Regions from separate parts of the Homo sapiens genome. Here region 2 is linked to region 1. A link is a loop called in an ENCODE intact Hi-C map of the cell type or tissue named here. Cell type or tissue: dorsolateral prefrontal cortex. All regions are shown on one strand. Links, peaks and the distances in the headings refer to the core of each region. The heading gives the core; the rest is flanking DNA. Region 1 has its middle 26 kb from the start of RASGEF1A. Region 2 overlaps HNRNPF (heterogeneous nuclear ribonucleoprotein F).

The links. A loop is a pair of places that touch in the nucleus more often than their neighbours do. Peaks named below come from ENCODE experiments on the same cell type or tissue, not always from the same donor. Only the 100,000 strongest peaks of a DNase experiment are listed, where the experiment ranks them.
Region 2: it touches region 1 in a loop (7-fold over the local background); 5 of 110 quality-filtered maps call a loop at or near these places.

The regions. Positions count from the first base shown.
Region 1 is chr10:43,290,369-43,296,594 of GRCh38, forward strand. No RefSeq gene overlaps it. Among named protein-coding and RNA genes, the nearest start is that of RASGEF1A, 26 kb to the left of the region's middle. RefSeq lists enhancers at 3,329-3,830, 3,831-4,330. In dorsolateral prefrontal cortex, for the core only: a CTCF peak has its summit at 3,030 (motif pointing right); a DNase peak (open chromatin) is centred at 3,023.
Region 2 is chr10:43,387,987-43,394,212 of GRCh38, forward strand. All of the region lies in intron 3 of HNRNPF (heterogeneous nuclear ribonucleoprotein F), which reads right to left. Among named protein-coding and RNA genes, the nearest start is that of HNRNPF, 18 kb to the right of the region's middle. In dorsolateral prefrontal cortex, for the core only: CTCF peaks have their summits at 2,927 (motif pointing right) and 3,131; a DNase peak (open chromatin) is centred at 2,925; H3K27ac peaks cover 3,267 bases.

The sequences.
Region 1 (6,226 bases), core at 389-5,388:
GGCCCAATATGTATGAGGAAAGCTTTGAAATCATAGGCATCATGGAAAAATGTATGGAAAAAATACAAATTATCAAAATGAGTGAGAAAACCCCAGTAGACTTAAGAACTACAGGGAAGGAAATGAACAAGAGAACACAAGGTTTATCGTAAAATGCAGTGTCATTTTTTCAGGCAATGTGACTTTCTACACTGTCTAGAAAATTGAACTAACAAACTATAAGAATAATTAGGACAAATTCAACTATGTGGCAAGATCTACACAAAGCCCTCCTAGCTATCAGCAATGATGAATTATAACATAGAAAAGAAAAATGTCATTCATGATAGCAACACTGTTACAGCACATAGAGGGGAAGCCCAACAAAAAATGAGCAGTACCAATGTGGAGAAGACTATAAAGTGTAGCATGTATTGCACGAATAGAGATATACTGTGTTCCTCAATGGAAGATTGAACATGGTACAAATGTCAGTTTTCCCCTAAATTAGTGTAGAATTTAAATTTGGCATCAATTACAATCAAACAGGATTTCCGCTATAAAACTGACAAGCCAATTAGAAATAGAAAATGTACAAAAAAAGACAAGTGTGAAAAAGAGAAGAATGCAGCAGAGATTCTCTGTGATACACAAAATATGCAATAAATGATTTTAATTGAAACAATATATAAAAATAAACATATAGCCAGCCTGGACAACATTGGAAGACCCCATCTCAGCCTAAAATAATAACAATAATAGAAATCATCTAGGTGTGGTGGTGTGCACACCTGTAGTCTGAGCTACTCAGGAGGCTGAGACAGGTGGATCGTTTGAGCCCAGGATTTTGAGGCTACAGTAAGCTATGATCACGCCACCACACTCCAGCCTGGGCAACAGAGTGAGACCACCTCTAAAAAAATTTAAAAAAATAATAATAAATAACATTTTAAAAAAGAATAAATATATAAAATACTCACTTTAAAAAAGAACAGTGTCCTGAAATAGGCCCATGCATTTAGTAACTTCCTATAAACTAAAAGAATGTGAAAATATAGGCTATTCAAAAAATGGTTCTGGGTTGACTCACTATATTTGTAACATAAGATAGAGAGCTATCTCACAACACTCAAACAATCCAGATGATGTATTAATCTAAACCATTGTAAGAAAATTATAAAACCTTCAACTCATAAAAAAAGAAAATTATAAAACTTAAAGAAAATATGCAAAAATATAAGTGAAGAAAATATAAAAGGATATATATTGAGGTAGAAAAGTCATTTCTTTTTTGAGATGGAGTCTTGCTCTGTCGCCCAAGCTGGAGTCCAGTGGCGCAATCTCAGCTCACTGAAACCTCCCGCTCCCGGGTGCAAGCGATTCTCCTGCCTCAGCCTCTCGAGTAGCTGGGACTACAGGTGTATGCCACCACCCCCGGCTAATTTTTGCATTTTTAGTAGAGACAGGGTTTCACTACGTTGGCCAGGCTGGTCTCGAACTCCTGACCTCAAGTGATCCACCCACCTTGGTTTCCCAAACTGCTGGAATTACAGGCGTGAACCACCACACCTGGCCAGCAGAAAAGTCATTCTTAAGACATGAATTATAAAAGCTACAAATGAAAGATTAATACATTTGACCACATCAAATTTAAAACAAAAATGTTCTATAGAATAAAAGACACTAGGCAAAGCAGGATAGCTCACACCTGTAATCCCAGCATTTAGGGAAGTTGAGGCAGGCAGATTGTTTGAGTCCAGGAGTTCAAGATCAGCCTGGGCAATATACCATCTCTACAAAAACTAGCAAAAAATAGCTGGGCATAGTGGCATGTGACTATAGTCCCAGCTACTCAGGAGGCTAAGGTGAGAAGATAGATTGAGCCCAGGAGGTTGAGGCAGCAGCGAACTATGATGGCACCACTGCACTCCAGCCTGGATGACAGAGAGAGTCCCTGTCTCAAAAACAAACATACAAAGACACTAATTGCAAACCTAAAAGGCAAGTTACAGTGTAGAGGAAACATTGGCCACAGCTATACCAGGAAAAACAATCCCTGATACACGATTAAGGAAAATTCAACAACTAAGTAGGGAGAGGACATAAACAAGCAAATCAAAGAAGAGGAAGCACAGGCAACTGGGATCCATGAAAACATGCGTAATCTCAAGACACAAGACACATTTTTCACTCGTCAGTTTGGCAAAAACTGTGAATTATGAAAATGTTTAGGATTGGTGGGGTGTAAATAGGTGCAGCATTTCTGGAGGGCAATTCGTCCATAGCTACTAATGTCCCCAGTGTCTAGCAACATGGAAAAGTGTAAATAAATGATCCCTATTCGGCAGTTTAGAAATGAGGTCGTCCTATATGCATTAATATGGATTACATTGCTAAGTGGAAAAAGCATGTCACAGAAGCTTGAATCCATGGGACACTTTTCATGTCATCCATTTGTGTTAACTCACAGATGAAGCTCAAATTACACAAAAGTGAATTAAGCAGAAGCCCTCAGGAGGGACGTACACTGGAGGGTTGCCCTGTCATCTCCAGGGAGGGCCCCAGGCTTGGTAGCGGAGAGCAGGTGGCCTCACGAGGACTGCTACTGCATTTGAATGATCTCCCTGCTTTAATTGACAGAACAGGTGTGTGTATTGTGCATACAACGGATTCCTGTGCTGTCTTCTCAGGTCACAGAATCCCAGGGAGACATAAGGAAGAGGCGAGGACTCAAATGCTCTGCCAATCATTGGGAGTAACTTGTCCCTAGGGCAGAAGAAAGAGCTGCCCTCTTCTGTCCCTAAAAACATGTTTCTCTTCCTTAATAATATCACGGGGTGGGGGGGAGCAGGGAGAGAGAGACTGAGCAAGAGGGAGGCGCCGGAGTCCCTTTCTGATTCTGAGACAGTAATGCCCAGGTTTTGCACACCATGCTGTCCACTTTGCCAGCAGGACTGGGTGGCATGGCACTTCTGATAGAACGTCTGCTGTCTTTCTCCAGATTCCATTCTGTGCCCTTCTGCGAGGTCGAAGCTGGTGCTTCCTTGATCATACCAGCAGGTGTCAGCAGAATGTTCTGGACACCATCCCAGACGCTGGCTTCTTCCTCGTGGTCCTTCAGTGGTTTGTTGGAAACACTGAGGGCTGGGGTCGTCCAGTCAGGTTCCAGGTGAAAGTGTGCAGAATCACCTGCCGCCCGCCCAGCTCCTGACTCTGAAGTGCTGAGAGTGAACACAGCTTCAGAACAGATGAAAGGCACTGCTTCTCTCCCATCAACTCCACACACCCAGTGATAACAGAAAAGGGCAGTCCAGTCTTCTAGTCACCCTTCGATGTGATGGGGCAGCTGCAACCCAATTTTAGATGCTCCGAGAGGTTAAATCAATTCCCCAGGGCACACAGCCATAAACGGCAAAGACAGGACTTGAAGTCGAGACTGTGGTTCTGAATAGTGCCCTGTCTACACTACATGACCAAGAGGGCATTTCTGGAGGGCTTGAGGTTGCGTGTGTCAACCCCTGTGAATCGCAGGGTGACCAGGAGCAAAAGGCTTGCCACAGCTGAGACCCCCCAGGGTCTTGCTCTGGGCCTTCCCCTCCCTGGACCAGAGCAGCCCCATCTATGAAAAGATCATGCTGTACTCTAGGGTATCTGAGAGCCCCCGAGCACCACGGCTCCATGACTAAGAAACTCCAGAAAAAAACTGTGAAGTGCGGCTTCACTTCTCTGCATCTGGACTCAGGATGCGCCTCGTCCAGCCTGAGGACCCTGGACTTCATGCCTGGCAAAAGGCTGTGCCACTGAGGTTTCCTGAAATAACACTGCCCAATTCGGGGACATGCCCTACAGTCCTCTGGATCCAGGGAACACCTGTGAGCAACAGCCTCTGGGCTTGGACAGCCGATCCTGCCCCTCATGTGGACGGCTGGCCCACTCCCCCAAAGTCCCCGATCCTAGAGGGAGAGACAGAAATGGGGAGGTCTGGGTCTGTCCAGCAACCAGGATAGGCACCTCCTTCTTGATCCTGGAGACAGGCTCAGGGGGTGAGCACAGAGGGGACTTCCCAGGGTCGAGAAACTGCTTCCGGTGAGGTGAGAATGGATAGATCACCTGAGGTCCTGTGGTTACCCCACCCACCCGACCTGTGGTCCCCCTACCTCCTGTGGTGACTCCACCCCTTCCTGCATCCACCCAGCTCCTCCTGTGGACACACCACATCCTCCTGGGGACATCTCATCCGCTCCTGGGGACACCTTACCCCCTCCTGGGATCCTCTCACCCCCTCCTGGGGTCATCTCACCCCCTCCTGGGGACATCTCACCCCCTGTGGTCACCCACCCCCTCCTGGGGTCACGGTCTCCCCACCCCCTCCTAGGGTCATCTCACCCCCTCCTGGAAACATTTCACCCCCCTGTGGTCACCCACCCCCTCCTGGGAACATCTCATCTCCTCTGAACACCTCACCCCCTCCTGGGGTCACCCACCCCCTCCTTTGGCCCTCCTTGCCACTTTCACTGACCTCTCAAGCCCGCAGCCTCTGTGTGGTCCCCTGAGCACCCCGAATCCCTGTACCTATAGGTAGAGCTGGACTCCAGGGCACTCTGGCTTCATCCCCTGCTGGGCTCAGCCCTGAGATCCCCCCGGAGGACTGCAGCAACCCTGAGTTGCTGCTTGCCTGGCCCCACAGCTCTGTGGAGCCGCTCCTCTCCTCCTCACAGGGCTCTGAGGAGGGACCTAAAAGGCGAGTGGACAGCCAGCCATGGAGGGTGCCACTTGCTGGGAGTCCCTGCCATCCCTCCCGGCTATTGGGGGCCTGCCTCCCCTGTTGACAGCAGGCTGGGGATGGGATGAGCTTTGGCAAGGAGGTCTGAGTGGCCATGGCCTGGGCACCCCCAGGAAGAGCTGAGGGGCCGGATTTTGGGCTCCCTTCACTCCTCACCTCCCACAAGCCTTGCAGGTCCCATTTGTGGCTTCTGCATCCTAAGGCCCCGGCTGAGGGGACTCGCAGTAGACGGTCCATGTGGGTAAGAAATAGTCCTCTGGGTCACAGTCTCTGAGATCTGGGCCCCTTCATTACAGCAGCACGTCTTAGCCTGAGTGGGCTGGTGTCAGACACAGCGAGTGGCGGTAAGTGTGGGCCCCTCACCATCTCCCCTTCAGGGATGAAGAGGGCCTTGTGCCAGCAAAGTGAGTAAGAAAGAGCAGTCCCTCAAGAGGAGAGCAGGGAAGGGCAAGGGATGGCCGGGCCGAGGGCAGTGGCTGGGAGCCACCGAATGGAAAGGGGCGGGCAGTGGAGGGGGCGGTCATGAGGCTGGGAGCTGTGCCAGTGTCCAGCAGGCCGCACCCCTCCGCCTCCTCTCACCCCTCACAGGAAGGTGTTAATCCATACATCCGGAGACCCAGAGAAACCAAGTAACATTGCATTCCTGGCTGTGTTTCTTTTTTATTTTCTGTTTTGGGGATTTTGTTTTTGGAGTTTTTTTGAGACAGGATCTTGCTCTGTTACCCAGGCTGGAGTGCAGTGATATGAACATGGCTCACTGCAGCCTTGAACCCTGGCCTCAAGCAATCCTCTTGCCCTCAGCCTCTCAAATAGCTAGGACTACAGGAGCACATCAATACACCCAGCTAACTAGTATTTTGTGTACAGCTGGGTCTCACTGTGTTGCCCAGGCTGGTCTAGATCTCCTGGTGTCAAACAATCCTCCCACCTCAGCCTCCCGAAGTGCTAAGATTATAGGTGTGAGCCACCACGCCAGGCCTGTGTTTCAGTGCAAAATAATATCATTACATATCTTTCAAATCTCTCCAGAATGATGAACTTTTGCAGGTGCCTCATTTGATGAGGTCAAGGATCCCATCTTAGATATGCAGGCAGAGGCCATGCCAGCTAGTACAAGCCTAAGGCATGTAGAGGTAGACGGCATGGCCGAGGGATCATAGACTGGGTGCACTGGTCAGGAGTGGGTGAAGTAGGTAGAGCCTATGGGGGGGAGGGCGCAGCCACATAGAGAAGTCCTGTGTCCCCACTCCTGCCCCAGGCTCCTCCACAGGTGTCCCAGCAATGGGCAGGTTGGTAAGAGTCAGGCTGGGCTTTTTACGAGGAGAGGTAGAGACATCTTCGTGGCCTTACCCTGGAGGAGAGAGACCACCAGCTGGTGAGAGACTGTTGTGCTGGTACTGCTGGGGAAGCCTGCACTCCACCTAGCGTTAATGAGAATAGTGTCTCCTTGGAGGCACAGGGTAA
Region 2 (6,226 bases), core at 671-5,670, 98 kb after region 1:
CCATTTTACAGACGAGAGAGGTAGCAAGACATTAAGAAATATACCAAATACAATTGAGAGCTAAGAGTTAACTCCAGGTCTCTCAAAAAATTACATTATCAGTCACAGGCAGTTTGAAAAACAAATCAGGAGTTTACAAGACAGGACGATGCATGTGAATGTGGTGCCTTGAACACAGAGAAATGTAAGTTTCAGTCAGTTTAGAGCAAGGGCATTTCCTTGTTATATTTATTCCACATATTTGTCATGATAATATGTGGCAGTTCACCTATAAGAGCTCCTGAGTTGTTCCTCCTAAACTATACGCCTTACATTTGGTAAAATAGTAAATTTAGTAAATCTGCTTGTCTATGGTAGGATACTTTTACTTTCATGAGTAAAAATAAGGGATGGGAACATAGCAGGCTGTTTTTAAACCACAACATAGGGTAAGATTTTCTAGTGTTCTCATCAGCAGTAATGTTGCCAGGATACAAGACAGCAATGGCTTCCACTGTCTATGGAGTTATGATTTTGCTCCTAAATTGTCAATTCAAACTAAATACCAGTCAAGTATGAGGCCAAACTGATGACATATACAGACAAGCAGACAAATTCACCAGCAGACTTAGTTATGTGCACTGCAAATAAATGGAGAAACCAGATCAGATGATTCACAGGTTCACATAAAATATAGCAGAATTGCTGCCTTGTGCTGAAGATCTGGAAGAGGGCATCGGGAAGAAAGGGCAATCGCAAGAGGGCTGAGAAATGCCCTTCCCACCAGGGTGGTACATGGCACCTGAAGTCCAAACTCAGAGTAAGGCCAACCACACACTGGAAGGCAGTCTTCTGAGAAAGAGGAGCAGCTGACCTAGACAGCAGGGTCTATAACATAGTCACAAGCAAGAAAAACACTGCAGTATCATGGGGCCAAAGACGTATTTTTATATGAACACTGTCAAGGGTGACGCTCAAAAAGAGCATAGGAGTATATGGAATTTTTTTTTTTTTTTTTTTTTTTGAGACAAGAGTCTCACTGTCGCCCAGGCTGGAGTGCAGTGGTGCTGTCTCGGCTCACTGCAACCTCCGCCTCCTGGGTTCACGAAATTCTCCTGTCTCAGCCTCCTGAGTAGCTGGGATTACATGCACCAGCCGCCACGCACGGCTAATTTTTTATACTTTTAGGAGATACGGGATTTCACCATGTTGGCGAGGTTGGTCTTGAACTCCTGACCTCAGGTGATCCGCCCACCTCAGCTGCCCAAAGTGCTGGAATTACTGGCGTGAGCCACCATGCACAGCTGGAAATCGAATGTTTCAAAGTGTCATTTTACATCAAGCATAATAGATATAGCTGGTGGCCTTTTCAAGAAATATGGGCTCATCATGTGGGGAAAAAAGCTCCATAAGAAAACCCCACAATTTAAAAAACAGACAAAAAGTAAAGGTAAGTGTAATTTAAGAAAAGGAAAAGCAAATTCATACTAAATAAATGCTCAACTGCACTAGCTTCAGGGAAAATTAGTAATTTTAAAGTTTGATGTAGCCATTGCAGATAATGACATATTATCATACAGTGCTTCATCATTTCAAATTGACAACGTCTAAAAGGATAATTGTGTAAATCTTTCAAATTTACCTGTGTCTACACCAGATTATAAAGATAACAAGATGTGTCTCCTCTCCCAATAACAAGCATAATGGCACAAATGAAACAGAACAGTATGTGATATCCTGAACACATCACCAAGACCAAACACTCGGCATTTACTCACGAACTGTGATTTGGAATGCAAGGGCTTTCAAAGTATACAGCCTAACTAAAAGATGTCACCCTTGCTAATGAGAGTGGAACATGGAAGCCTCTGGGAAGAGAGTCAAGGGGAGCCTAACCTGGATTGCTCATTGCCCACCTCAAATTATTGACTATGTACATAAACTCCATCAACTTTTATAAAATAATCCTGAACGGCAAATGATTGGGCATAAATAATCCTATCCCCAATTCTCAAACTGTGCTTTGGGTCTGCAACAAACCCTGGGGTTTAGCCTCCACCTTAGAAAGTAATGGTCTCCGCCTCCCCAGGGCCTTATCTAAATCCCCTGCATATGGCCACTGCAACATGCTGATCTGGCAGAGCAAGGTCACAGCAGATTCTTCCTCTCCTGTCCACGGAGGGAATTCTGTGCTAACAGTTCAGAAGCTCCTCCTTGGAGAGTCAGGGCAAGTTTGTATTGTGTCTCTTGGGATAATGGGTCTGGGACAGCTCAATTACAGGTGGGGGCTTCTTATGCAATTCCATTCCCAACACTGGGTCAGGCTAGGCACCGCCTGTCCTTTTGTCTTTGACCATACCCTGGTCTTGCTCCTCACTCATGAAAAGTATCTGAAGGCCTCCCTCGAGTTCTGTTCCTAGCCTTAGGTCCAGCCATCGTTCCGGGTAGGGGAGATGAAGCCATAATCCACTAACCATTTTCTCCTGGACTCCTACCTCCAATGATTTCACCATTCCCTGCAGGAAACCCCACCTAATCACATCCTACTCCCTCCACCACAACTGCTATCCCCCTCCTTTGTAGAGACCTTGGCTTCCTTATCCACACAGCCTCTTTCTCTCCTCATTCTTCATAATCCAGCTTAGAGCAAGTATCATTTTACATTCCTTCCTCACAATACATGGAATTCATTCAATGAACTTCTTAACTGTACGCGCCCAGTAAAACCAGAGCTCTGGAAGATTCCAAACAAATATCTGACTACTCCATGGATGTACTGAGTGGCTCAGCTGCACACAGCCAGGCGAAACGGTGCCTCTAAGCTACAATTTCTCAGCCTCAGGACTACTGACATTTTGGACCAGACAGTTCTTTGTGTTGTGGAGGCAGGCCCAGGCACTGTAGGATGTTTAGCTGCATCCCTGGTCTCTGCCCACTAGATGCCAGTAGCACCCTCCACCTCCAGTTCTGACAACCGAATGTCTCCAGACATTCCCAAATGTTCTCTGGTGGCTAATGCTGCCCCCAAGTTGTGAAATACTGTAGAAATCAGGGTGAGGCCAGGCACAGTGGCTCCCACCTATAATCCTAGCACTTTGGGAGGCCGAGGTGGGTGGGACCACTTGAGATCATGAGTTCCAATAGACAAAACCTCTGTCTCGACTAAAAATACAAAAAACTAGCCGGGCGTGATGGTGGGCACCTGTAGTCCCAGCTACTTGGGAGGCTGAGGCAGGAGCATCGCTTGAACCTGGGAGGCAGAGGTTGCAGTAAGCCAAGATCGCACCACTGCACTCCAGCCTGGGCGACAGTGCAAGACTCTGTCTCAAAAAAAAAAAAAAAATTACCTGGACGTGGTGGTGGGCGCCTGTAGTCCCAGCCACTACGGAGGCTGAGGCAAGAGAATCACCTGAACCCAGGAAGCGGAGTTTTCAGTGAGTGGAGATCGCACCATTGTACTCCAGCCCGGGTGACGGAGCGAGACTAACTCCAAAAAAAAACCCACCACACAAGAAAAAAAAAAGAAAATCAGAGTGAACAGCCATAGAGTAAGCGGGCCCTCAATATCGCCCACTGTCCTACCCCAGCACCCTGCTTGTCCAAAGCCCTTCAGATGTCTGGGGCAGCCTTACAGACTCTCACCTCCTCTCCAGCTGGTTGACATTACTCTTGGAAGTGGACTTTGTGAAGTCAAGTCAGAGTCCAGGAGTTTGTAAGCACGTAGTGGGCCCCTTACAGCGGACATCGTGAACAACAGCTCTGCTCTGGGTCCAACCTCACATACCCCGGAGCCATGCTTTCTTCTTTTTTTCCTTTTCCCCTTTCTCCACTGAGCCCTGTCTACTTGGTAATTAAACATGCTCAGTTCTACCCAATCATGTCATACCTCCCCTGTGCCAACTTTGCCTCTAGCTACTTGTTGATTTGTTCAGCAAAATCTTGTCAAAAGGCCTCTACTGTCACTTCCACTCCCCTCCATTAAAACTGCATGATCAAGGCCACGTGTGGTGGCTCACCGCCTGTAATCCCAGCACTTTAGGAGGTCAAGGAGGGTGGATAACCGGAGCCAGGAGTTCAAGACCAGCCTGACCAACATGGTGAAATCCCGCCTCTACCAAAAATACAAAAATTAGCCGAGCATAGTGGTGGACACCTAGGTTGAGCGCAGTGGCTCACGCCTGTAATCCCAGCACTTTGGGTGGCCAAGGCAGGCAGATCATTTGAGGTCAGGAGTTCCAGACCAGCCTAGCCAACATAGTGAAACCCTGTCTCTACTAAAAATACAGAAAAATTGGCCGGGCACAGTGCCTCACACCTGTAATCCCAGCACTTTGGGAGGCTGAGGCAGGTGGATCATGAGGTCAGGAGATCGAGACCATCCTGGCTAACATGGTGAAACCCCGTCTCTACTAAAAATACAAAAATTAGCCAGGCGTCGTGGCGGGCGCCAGTAATCCCAGCTACTCCAGACGCTGGGACAGGAGAATCGCTTGGACCTGGAAGGCAGAGGTTGCAGTGAGCTGAGATCGTGCCACTGCACTCCAGCCTAGGCGACAGAGACTCGTCTCAAAAACAAAAACAAACAAAAAAACTGCATGATCCTACTATACAGATCTCCATGGCAAGAAAAAGAGCAAATGTTTTTATCTTCATCTTACTTAACCATTCTTTCCTGGAAATCCTCTCCCTTTCACTCCTGTTGGCAATTACTGTTGGTTTTCCAGTTAATTCCTTAGACAGTCTCTGAGTCCTTCCTTAACCATTAACTGTAGGGAATCAGGCTTGGGCCCAAGTCCTCTTCTCAGTGGACTCACCTGCTCCCAGGGTCTCCATAATCATCTCCAGGGTCAGGAGATACACAAACCCCCAGTCTTCGGCTCCCTGAAGCCTAGACGGGTAGACACAACTCCACTCCACAGGTTCTCCTCTGTGCCACAACTAAACCTCACATTCTCTCTTCTGTCACACTCCAATAGCAACATGACTGCCCCTACCTGCACCCAGAGGCTCTAGAAGGAAACTGGAGTAATCCTTGACCTTCTCCCAAGCCCTCAAATCCAATCAACTCAACTCCCTTGGGTGATCCCATTCTCCACAGTATCCTCATCCCTAAATCCTATTCAACTCTTCCATTTCCTCAGCAATAAAGGTGCCTCACAGCTCTACCCTGTTCCTAACACGTTGAATGGCAGCCTATGAACTCAGTAATTCTTTTCTTTGTAATGGGAGTTATCAAATTGTCATTTTCTTTCTGTACCTCATATTGTTATTTCTCCTATTCTAATTCCTGTATGTACAAACAGCCAATTCCAGATTACCGATATATCTTTTAAATAAGTCCAAGCATAGGCCGGGCGCAGTGGCTCATGCCTGTAATCCTAGCACTTTGGGAGGCTGAGGCGGGCAGGTCACCTGAAGTCAGGAGTTCAAGACCAGCCTGACCAACATGGAGAAACTCCGTTTCTACTAAAAATACAAAATTAGCCAGGCGTGGTGGCGCATGCCTATAATCCCAGCTACTCAGGAAGGCTGAGGCAGGAGAATCGCTTGAACCTGGGAGGCAGAGGTTGCGGTGAGCCAATGTCGCGTCACTGCACTCCAGCCTAGGCAACAGGAGCAAAACTCCATCTCAAAAAAAAAAAAAAGTTTTCCAAGCACAGTGGCTAGGCCTTACTGCAATCCCATCTACGGCTCACGTGTACTTTTAAAACTCATTACTGTCCTGCATCCAAGTCCTCAGTGGTTTCCCACTGACCTCAGAACAAGGACCACAGGCCCAATGGGGTCCCTCAGGCCTTGCAACTTTTGCCTGCAACACTCTTCTACCTAAGCTCACATCACTTCCTTTTTTCTCCTGGAATGTGGCAAGCTCTCTGCCCCTTCAGGGATGTGACGCACATAGTTGACACTCATGGTTAATTCTCTCCCCAAATATACTCTGTTCAACCTTCTGTCTACCTAAATCCCACTAATCCTTAAGGTCTAAGCTCAAATACACCACCTTTCTCAAAGGTCTTCTCATTATCCAAATTAAGTCTCATGCTCTACACTAACCACAGCACTCTTGTGTTGTTAAAGGGGTCTTAAACCCACAATAGGAGCCTACTGGGGAGAAACTTGTGCCTGTTTTGTTGGCCACCATGACCCCATCCTCAGCACAGACTTGACCCAGCTGGTCCAAGATTAGCCAGGATTAACTGTTGCCCATGTGTAGGGGGGTCAACACCTTCCTCAAGAAGGCAGTGGC